Linked DNA regions of Homo sapiens: region 2 is linked to region 1. Evidence: read pairs that join two places in POLR2A ChIA-PET (ENCODE). Cell type or tissue: B cell. All regions are shown on one strand.

Region 1 (5,000 bases):
TAATCGCTTGCCGGGCATGGCTCACGCCTGTAATCCCAGCACTTTGCGGGGCCAAGGCGGGTGGATCACTTGAGGTTAGGAGTTTGAGACCAGCCTGGACAACATGGTGAAATCCCGTCTCTACCAAAAAATACAAAAATCAGCCGGCCGTGGTGGTGCGTGTCTGTAGTCCCAGCTACTTGGGAGGCTGAGATAGGAGAATCGCTTGAACCTGGGAGACGGAGGTTATAGTGAGCCGAGATTGCAACAACTGCACTCCAGCTTGGAAGACAGAGTGAGACCCTATCTCAAAAAAAAAAAAAAAAAAAAAAAAGGACTCACGGATGATGGATCAGTGGGCCCTTCCAGTGAGTCAAGTACACTCATCATCTCATTGCTTCTTCCTGTCTGCCTATGAGGGAGTACTTTTATTATCCCCACTTTAGGGATATGATAACTGAGACCATGAGGTGGAGTAGCCTGCCTGAGGATTTAACCCAGGTGCGCTTGGCTCCAGAGCTGGCAGTCTCCACTTGGCCCTGTGGCAGGCCCTGGCTTCATCCTGAGGCACTGTACAGCAGATGTGCAGCCATGAGGCCGGCATGCCCAGCCTGCAGACCCCTGGCCCATGCCTGTTCTGTTCCTCCCACTTGGCTTGTGCTGAAGCTCCTGTGGTATCCCTGAGCTCCGCCCAAGCTGCAGCTCAACTCTGCAATGGCTTCTGGCCCTCTGTGGGGTCCAGTTCTTCTTTTCTGGACAGCAGAATCACAGCTGCACAAAGGTACTTGGAGGCCCTCTCCACCTCTGCCTGGAAGCAGGGCTGCTGCTGCACTGGAAGAATAACCCCCATCGAATGGGGTGTCCCCAGGGTCCTGCCTTTCTTCCCTGCCTTTCTCCGTGGCCAGGAGATCCTCTGGTAGGGCCGACGGGATGTGAAGGTGACCCCAGGCTGCCTGCAAGAGGACTCTTCCAAACAAAAGCCTGACCAACAAACAGCCATGCCAGCAGGGAATACAATCAATATTCCGAAGTCACAAAAACCGGCTTCAAAGCCAGCAGTGGCTGGGAAGCCAGAGTGAGGGGTTGTGGAAGGTTCTGCTCACTCCTGCTCTGTTGCCAGGGCCCAGTGGCGCTAGGGAGGGGAGTGGCAAAGGCGGATGGTAAAATGGTTAGGCTGGTGGAGCTGACATGGGGCCCTGGAATCAGAAACCCATTCCCTGTACACTGAGTACAAATTAACTCTGCAGCCTTGGGCACGTCTCCATCTCTCTGGGCTTCAAAAGAGGAGAAAAATGAAGAGGTTGAATAAAATGCTCTTTCTGGGGTCTGAAGAGATTACGTATTTCCCCTGAGGTCCCCCAACTGTGAAGCAGAGACTGTTCTCAAACTCAAGTCTGACTCCTGGGCCCACGCCAGCAGTCCACGGTCAGGCTAGATGGAGCCATGTCAGGAGCCGCCGCCGACATGCGGGCTGTGCTCAGAGCCCCGCCCAGCACTGGCTGGACCAGGTCTCTCTGATGAGGAAGACAAGGCATGGCTGGAGGCTCTCTGCAGGTGGAGAGTTGGAGGACAGCCTGGTCGGGGGGACAGAGTGGGTACTGGGGCTGACTCACCGCCATGCCAGCACCCTTCCTTGGGGAACCGCCCTTCCTGAGCTGGGCAAGTGGGAGCCTCTGAGGGGTCAGTCGCTGCCCAGGAGTTTGGCCGAGACATCCACCCTCTGTATGAATCCTGCCTTTTATGTTCTGCATTTCCATTGCTTTGACATCTTGGGGTCTTGCTGACTCTGGAGGGACTGCCCCCACCCAGGGCCAAGTCCCAGGGGTAATAAAGGGCTCACTTAGGAGCACGCCTTTCATATGAAAACCATGCAGTCTGGTGTTCACACCCCAATAGTCTCCTTTTCCTCACTCTGACACTCTGGGCCCCTGCCTACCTGCCCCAATCGCCCCAGGGCCAGGTATCAGACAACTAGGAACAGCCCCTATGCCCCAGAGAACCTGAAATTATTCAAGTGAGCTGACCCCAATCCTGCTCATTCCCATGGGAACCACAATAAAGGCTCTTGGCCACCCCTTCCCCTGGCTCCCTCTGCCTCTTGACTGACCTCGGTGTTTCCCTGTGTGGCCCTGTGTTTCCTGTTTGGCCCTGTGTGATGTGGTGAGTCCCCTCCTCTTGGGGTCTGTGGGTATAACAAACCTTCTTTTTTTTTTAGACGGAGTCTTGCTCTGTCGCCCAGGCTGGAGTGCAGTGGCGCGATCTCGGCTCACTGCAAGCTCCGCCTCCCGGGTTTACGCCATTCTCCTGCCTCAGCCTCCCAAGTAGCTGGGACTACAGGTGCCCGCCACCACGCTCGGCTATTTTTTTTTTTTTTTTTGTATTTTTAGTAGAGATGGGGTTTCACCTTGTTAGCCAGGATGGTCTCGATCTCCTGACCTCGTGATCGGCCTGCCTTGGCCTCCCAAAGTGCTGGGATTGCAGGCTTGAGCCACTGCGCCCGGCCAACAAACCTTCTTTCTAATGGCAGTCCCTTGATCTGTTAGCCTCACCATACCTGAATAATAATAAAACCTACATTTTAGAACGCCTTCATATATGAATGCCCGCGTCGGTCCCTCCTTGGATAGCCTGGGAGAAGAGCCTGCTCCTGGGGCGTTGATGTAGTGGAGGGAGCCCTGGATGAAGTCTAGGTGTCTGAGGATTTGAGTCCCACCCTTGGCTGTTTGGTGCCCCCTCGGCAGCCTCACTGTGAGGCAGGGCAGCTGGGCAGCCGGGCAGCCGGGCAGGGACTATGAGTTCCTTTGCTATATCAGAAACTGGAGTGACCTGTCCAAGGTGCTGAACTGGACTAGTCCACTCACCCTCTCCCACTCAGTTCTTTCTGACTCCCAGACCAGGGCTACAGGCCCTTATTGGGACACCTGTGGGAGTGACTTCCTACTCAGGACGAATGGTGTTGGGAATGCCCCTCCCCTCACTCGGAGGGTGGGGGTTCTCAGCTAAGAGTTCAGACTGTGCCCATAGCTGATTGGACGAGGTAAGCACATGACCAAGGAGGACCAATCCATTCACTCTCCCAGGTACTTGCAGGTGGGGCCAGGAAGGGTCTGTGGGTCCAGCTGGGGTTGGTGAGTGGCCCTTCTTCTCCCCTTGCTTTGGAGAATACAGGGGAATGAGTCAACGCCTCCAAGGGGGGTTCAGCAAAAGAAGAAGCCAGGAGCCTAGGGGTTTGATGTTTAGGCCTCAGATTCTGCTCTGTCCAGAGGCCTGGCTGCCTCTTGTTCCTGGGTAATGGAGGTCACTCTGGTAACTTTCAAAGTCCCCCTGCTCAAGGGCTCTGGCTCTTTGCCTGCACAGCCTCCTCTGCGGCACCCCAGGGCCCCACTCCCTCCCCTGCGGCTTCATGAAAGCCCTCATTTTACAGATGGCTTGAGACACAGACAGGTTAAGCTGCCTCCCCCAGGGTTTGGGGGCCCCAGGGCAGCTGGGGTGGCAGTTGTGGAAGGGGCACTGGAAAAGGAGTCGGGCTGTGGCTGGGAGCTGGCAGCTGCACCCTGTCCAACAGCTCAGGGCTCACCAGCCTTGCTGAGCCAGCACACCGGCGGAGACTGAGGGAAGCTGGGGCAGTTTGTGAGGTCTCAGGAGACTCCCAGTGGCAGAGAGCTGGCTGCCCCCAAGCTCCTTGCCTGGGGCCCAGGCAGTTTGCTGTGTCACTGCAACCACCCTGGCTTCTCCTGGGGAGAGAGGACAGACAGAACGGCAGCCAGGAGAAGGCAGGTTGGCCGGCCAGACCCTGGGGTGGGCTGGGAGGTCTCAGCTCTGTTTGAATGTGGCTACCTTTTAGGAGGCAAATCCCACCTGAGGCAGGGCCAGGTCACTGGCACTGCAGACTTAGGGAGCCAGGCCTCTTGCCCATGCATGTCACATCACAGCCCGTCTGTGATTCCCCCTTCCCGGCTTCTGTTTCCTCCAACCCTCTCCTCTGTGTTGAACTAAATACTTTTCAAAGGGAATCAATGCAGAGAGAGGGTTTTTTGTTTGTTTGTTTGTTTGTTTGTTTTTCAGAAGCAACACCAGGCTCTTTAATTTAAACTCTCCATGAGCTCTTCCATCCAGCGAGCTTTCCTGGCTCATCTGAAAGTTGGGCCCTATCCCTGACCTTGAGGGAGGGATGACCTCTGACCTGGGGGGAAGAATGACCTATACTTTTGGGGCTGTGGGGGCCTCCCTGCCACTTCCTCCTTCTGTTACGGTGGCATCACCTGTCCTTGCCACCTTCCCACCTGCCCCAGATTGCACACCTGCCCCCAGTGCAGCTCTGCCCCAGTGAGGAACTCTGCCCACTTGGCTGGTCCGTTCTGACAGAGGACTTTCTGTTTGCTGGGCAACCAGAGGCAGAGTGACCCTGGCCTTCTGGAGGGCCACAGCCTAGGGCTAGAAGGAGGAGTGACAGGAGGGCAACAGCTCATGTAGGTCACAGAGTGTGAGCTTGAAAGGGACTTGAGAGACCATTAGGTCCACTGCCCCTTCCCTGCTTCTCAGAAGGGGATTCCCCAAGACCAGCCTTGAAACCAGTAGACTAACTGATCAGTTGAATAATTTTAACACCCACCACTTACATGTTGGATGCTTACTGCATGGTATGCACTTCACTGGGTCCTATTATCTGTTAGCACCACAATGAGCCCATGAAGTGGGTGTCCTTTGTGCGGTTGAGAAAGTGGAGGCTACAGGAGGCTATGCCACTTTCCCAAGACCTAACCTCTGGTTAGCAAGAGAGAGAGTGGAACTTGAACCCAGGGATGGTAGATTCCCAAGTGCAAGTCTGAAGGCTGCCCCACCCAGCCCACCTCCTGAGAGATGAGAACACCCAGCCGTGGGGGCCTCATAAGAATTCAGCAAAGGAGCCATTCCTGGTGTCCCAGGCCAGCCCCAGCTCCCTCCCCTCCCTGAACAAGGACAGAATGCCTGCAGTTCCCCATGGAGTGGCAGGATGGCACATCCCTGTGGGGAGCCTGCAG
Region 2 (5,000 bases), 440 kb after region 1:
AGGCGTGCTGTATATGTGTGGAATTCATTCATTCATTCAGTCAGTCAGTCATTCATTTATTCATTCATGAACAAATGAACTTACATGAACAAAGAAGTCTTACTATCTGGAACTCTTTCCAGAGAAGAAAGAGACTGGAATATAGGCGCTAGGAGGCAGAGAGGCAGGACCAGCTGGGCTTGCTAGCACCCACCCTTGTCGCCTCCCACCCTTCCACCATCACACCCTGCTCCTTCTCCTGTTTTCCTTGTGTGAGAAATGGGCCTCTCTGGGCTACCACCTGGGCCTGGTCCTTCCCTCGGGGGTGTTGGGCCTTCCTGCAGGGGAAGAAGAAACCTTGCTGAAGTCAGCTAGGCTGCTTAGGCTGGGGGTGCCTTCGCAGGCCCTGGTCATACCCACCGTGTCACCCCTAAGCCGCACACCCAAGCCTCCCAGCACCCGCCCGTCAGCCTCTGTGTTGTGTGCAAGGAAGCTGCCTCTGGCTTTGTAATGGGTAATAGGATTTATCAATAGACTGAGGAGGTGAGGTATGTTAAAGCACTTAATAGAAAAGGGCTTCGCACAGAAGCCCAAATTTGATTTAGCCAATGAACTCAATTGCCGGCCTGATTGCGTTCCAGGAGGCGCAGCAGCCAGCATTTGTCCATGTTACCCTGGAAAAGCCAGGCTGCGCCAGGCGACCAACCCAGACCACCCAGACCTCCCCTCTGCCCCCACGGCTCTGTTGTTGGTTCCTCGCTTTCTCAGGATCTCAGGTTTGAATGGCAGTCCTTTGACCCAAACAGTCCCAAGTTCTCCAGCATCCAACAGCCTCCTTCCCTCTAGTGCCCAAGGCTTCCCCATCCCATGAATTAGCTAGAAGTGCAGTTTGCTACCATGTTCCTTTCACCATGATCCTCAAATCCGTGTGTCCCCTGGTCACTTGTCACCTCTTACTCAAGCTGGCCTCTGCAGGCTTCCCTCCTGACCATTTGTTTCTTCTCTGGCTGCTGCCCATCTCCCCACACTGCTTGCCTGAGCCAAGGACACATCTCTCCCAACCCCCCAAAGAAGACCAAGATCCCCAGGCCACAGTGTTTCATGACGTCTTGACTCAGGCCTGGGCATAGCAGATGGGAATTACCATGTAGAAAAGAAGGACTTGAGGCCGGGCACAATGGCTCATGCCTGTAACCTCAACAATTTGGGAAGGCAGATCACCTGAGGTCGGGAGCTCAAGACCAGCCTGGCCAACATAGTAAAACCCTCGTCTCTACTAAAAATACAAAAATAAATTAAAAATTAGCCAAGCATAGTGGTGCATGCCTATAATCCTGGAAACTCAAGAGGTTGAGGCAGGAGAATCACTTGAACTTGGGAGGCGGAGGTTAAAGTGAGCTGAGATCGTGCCACTGCACTCCAGCCTCCAGCCTGGGCGATGACAGAGTAAGACTCCATCTCAAAAAAAAAAAAAAAAAAAAAAAAAAAAAAGAAGGACTTGAGAGGATTTCCATTAGCCATCACCAACCTTGAGGCCGTCCATCGTCCATCCATTGGCCACGGCCACCCACCGGCTGGGGAGGAGAAACCTCTTGGCCATGTAAGCCCGCAGCCCCCTCCCAGGGCAGCATCATTCCTCACTGCAGTCCAGGTCCCCAACCCCAGCTCTGTGAGTCCTCAGAAAGCGAGGGCCCTTGTTGCTTCAGCCTCCTCCTTCATCCTGCAGAACACGCCAGCCTCCCTTGTGAGCATCTCCAAGCCACCGTAAGATCTGGGATTTGCTTTAGGTTATTTTGCCCATAACCCAGAGGCTCATGAAAAATGTTTTTTCCCAAAACAAAAGAACACTCTTCACCCAAAGATAAATGCGCTATCTGGCAAGAGAAATTGGAAAACATTGCTGGCTGTGTTAAAATAGTAGTCTAACTTTAGCCCCCAAGGTACCAGAGCTCTGCGAGGCCAGTCTCAGTATACACGACATGTAATAATGTGGGGACGGGTGGTAACATACCAGGAAAGAAGGACCAGGCAATGTGATTAATGACCAGGAACCCCCATGGTCCTGCAAAGAGGTGCTTTGAGACAAGTTGGGGACTAGCTCTCCCAGCCCAGCACCTGCCCACCCCAGTTCAGAGCCATTGCCGTGAACACTCTGAAATCCCCGTGGGGCTTTGCCTTTGCAGAGAGCCAGCCCTGGGGCCTCCTCCTCCCTGCCCAGCTCCAGCACCATCCCTGGCTCGCTCACCCAAACTCACCGCTTCCTCCGTCATTCCCCGCAAGGAGTGGATGACATCACTCTTTCCGGCAGCCAGGAGTTGACCTACATTCCACCCGCCCTCCTGTCTGGGAGACTCTCCAAACCCCCCGCTCCTCTCTCCCTGGGAGGAGGGAAGGGCCCCGCTCACGATTTTTGTGGAGTGACGGTGCCAGGCCCGGGTCCAGATGGTGCCCCCGCAGCAGCTCCCAGGCACTGCCTGCCCCTCCCTGCAGCGCAGGGCACGCTCCTGCCTGGCACGGGCCAGGGCCCCTGTCATCCTTCATGTGGCTGTCAGGCCCCCAGCTGGGCCTGCCACGTTTCCCAGAGAACTGGTGTTATCTGGGCTGGGCTCTCCCCTGGAGGTGAGGCCCGGTGCTGCCTACTAACAGTTGTGGTCTCCAGGGGCTTACTAGGGACTCATCCATTCAAGAAAAAGGGAAACTTAGCTGAAAAGGTGGCTGTGGCTCTGTCCTTGCTGGCAGCAGGGCCAGCTTCCAGCAAGCAAGTGAGTGCGCCCCATGTCAGGCCGTGAGAGAAGTCAGGGTCTGAGCAGAGGGGCCAGACAGCCACACGGGTGAGCCGGGTAGCAGGTGGGCCTGCCAGATGAAATACGGGATACCCAGTTAAACCTGAATTTCAGATAAACAAGGGAATCGTTGTTTTTTAGGGTAAGTATGTCCCAAATATTTCATGGAATATACTTGTACTAACAAAATCATTAGTTATTTATCTAAAATTCAAAAAAAATTTTTTTTTTTTTTAGAGACAGGGTCTTGCTCTGTCACCCAGGCTGAAGGGCAGTGCAGTGGCACAATCACGGCTCACTGCAGCCTCAACCTCCTGGACTCAAGCGATCCTCCTGCCTCAGCCTCCGAAGTAGCTAAGATGACAGGTGCTCACCACCATGCCCTGATAAATTTTGTGTTTTTTTTAATTTTTTTGTAGAGATTGGGGGGGGGGGTCTCACTTTCTTGCCCAGGCTGGTCTCAAACTCCTGTTCTCAGGTAATCCTCCTGCCTGGGCCTCCCAGAGTGCCCAGATTACACGCATGAGCCACTGCACCAGGCCTAAAATTCAAATGTAACTCAGTGTCCTGTATTTTTATTTGGGAAATCTGGCAACCATTGTGGCATGGGGCTCTGTGGGGAAATGACTCCAAGAGGCCAGTGGGGGCCAGGCATGGTGGCTTATACCTGTAATCCCAGCATTTTGGGAGGCCGAGGTGGGCGGATCATTTGAGGTCAGGAGTTTGAGACCAGCCTGGCCAACGTGGTGAAACCCCATCTCTACTAAAATACTAAAATTAGCCGGGTGTGGTGGCGGGCGCCTGTAATCCCAGCTACTCGGGAGGCTGAGGCAGGATAATTGCTTGAACCCAGGAGGTGGAGGTTGAAGTGAGCCAAGATCGAACCACTGCACTCCGGTCTAGATGACAAAGCGAGATTCCATCTCAAAATAAGTAAATAAATAAAGGATAAATATCTGGCAATATGTTACTGAATCCTCCAAGAGGCCAGGGGGTGTGTCACCTCTTGGGGCGCCCCAGGGGCCTGGAGAATAGGTTGATTATCTCTATTTTGGGGAGCTGCAGGCTCTGAGAGAGGCTCTGGGGTGGGTGTTGGACGGGACAGCATGAATAAGGGGCCCTGCCCTTGGGGTCAGGCACCTCAGGGCTGCCAGGTAAGGCCGATCTTGGCACCTGGGAGCCCATGTACTCTCATCTCCGTCCCTCCCTCTATCACCTGTTGGCTGTTGACAATAGCAACAATAATAATAGCTGACGTTTCCGGAGGGCATGCTCTGTGCCAGACCCAGTGCTGAGCCCTCGAGGGTACCAGCTCAGCTTGCCCTTCCCTGACCCTTGACAGTCCTGCCACATGGAAACAGCCACTTCCTAGGGTTACAGGACACCGACTGATTCCCCAAGGCTGGTCACCTTCCTGCCTTTGCCTAGCTTGAGGGGTCAGAGGTTTGAACCCGACTGTCTGGCCACCGCGCTACCTGGTGCTGCAGCCCAGCCGTGACACTCACCGGCCTTTAACCCAGCAGGTGCTCCATGCCGGTTGCTGCACACAGAGCTCCCATGCATTATCCCCTTCCTCCCTTGCTTCTTTCTGCAAACATTGAGCACCTACTGTGTGCCAGGCAGTGTGTTAGACATTTACCAAAAATTAAACCCAGAGAAGTGACTTGCTCAAGGTCACCTAGCCAATCAGTAGCAAAACCTGGGTAAGAATCTGGCTGCTGACTCAGCCTCTCTCTCTCTCTCTCTCTCTCTCTCTCTCTCTGTGTGTGTGTGTATGTGTGTGTGTGTGTGTGTGTGTGTGTGTGTGTGTGTGTGTCCCATGGAGCGTTCTTGCTGCCGTCTGAAGAGCTAAAGCCGTAGGATTCTGCAGTGGGGCAGGGGTGGAGAGGGAACAGCCCTGGTGGCCTGGGAGGGGTCCGCTGGCCTCATGGGCTGGCCAGCATGCCCTATCTCTATGTTCATTATTAAATCATCCTTTCTGATGGATGAGCTGAAAAGTGCTGTGTCGGGGGATCAGGTGGCCCAGGTGATGGTTTTCTGGTGAGATTGATGGTTCCTGAGGGTCAAATTCAGAGAGCGATCGCTTGGGAAAATTGATCCCACAGAAGAAGGGGAAATATCTGGGCTGGAGTGCAGCAGGAGCCCAGACTGCCCGCCCAGGTCCAGATCCAGGCAGAGGCTGGTGCCAGGAGGGCACGTGGCAAAGGGGGCTTCTTTCTTCTTCTGTGGCTGCATTTC

Evidence for each region. Peaks named below come from ENCODE experiments on the same cell type or tissue, not always from the same donor. Only the 100,000 strongest peaks of a DNase experiment are listed, where the experiment ranks them.
Region 2: POLR2A ChIA-PET joins it to region 1 with 7 read pairs; 4 of 35 experiments call an interaction of 5 or more read pairs at or near these places.

The regions. Positions count from the first base shown.
Region 1 is chr9:131,771,271-131,776,270 of GRCh38, forward strand. No RefSeq gene overlaps it. Among named protein-coding and RNA genes, the nearest start is that of RAPGEF1, 34 kb to the left of the region's middle. In B cell, no CTCF peak of the experiment used is centred here; a DNase peak (open chromatin) is centred at 2,811; H3K27me3 peaks cover 1,261 bases.
Region 2 is chr9:132,211,892-132,216,891 of GRCh38, forward strand. The region is part of intron 3 of NTNG2 (netrin G2); the gene reads left to right. Among named protein-coding and RNA genes, the nearest start is that of NTNG2, 52 kb to the left of the region's middle. RefSeq lists an enhancer at 1,770-2,514. In B cell, no CTCF peak of the experiment used is centred here; no DNase peak of the experiment used is centred here.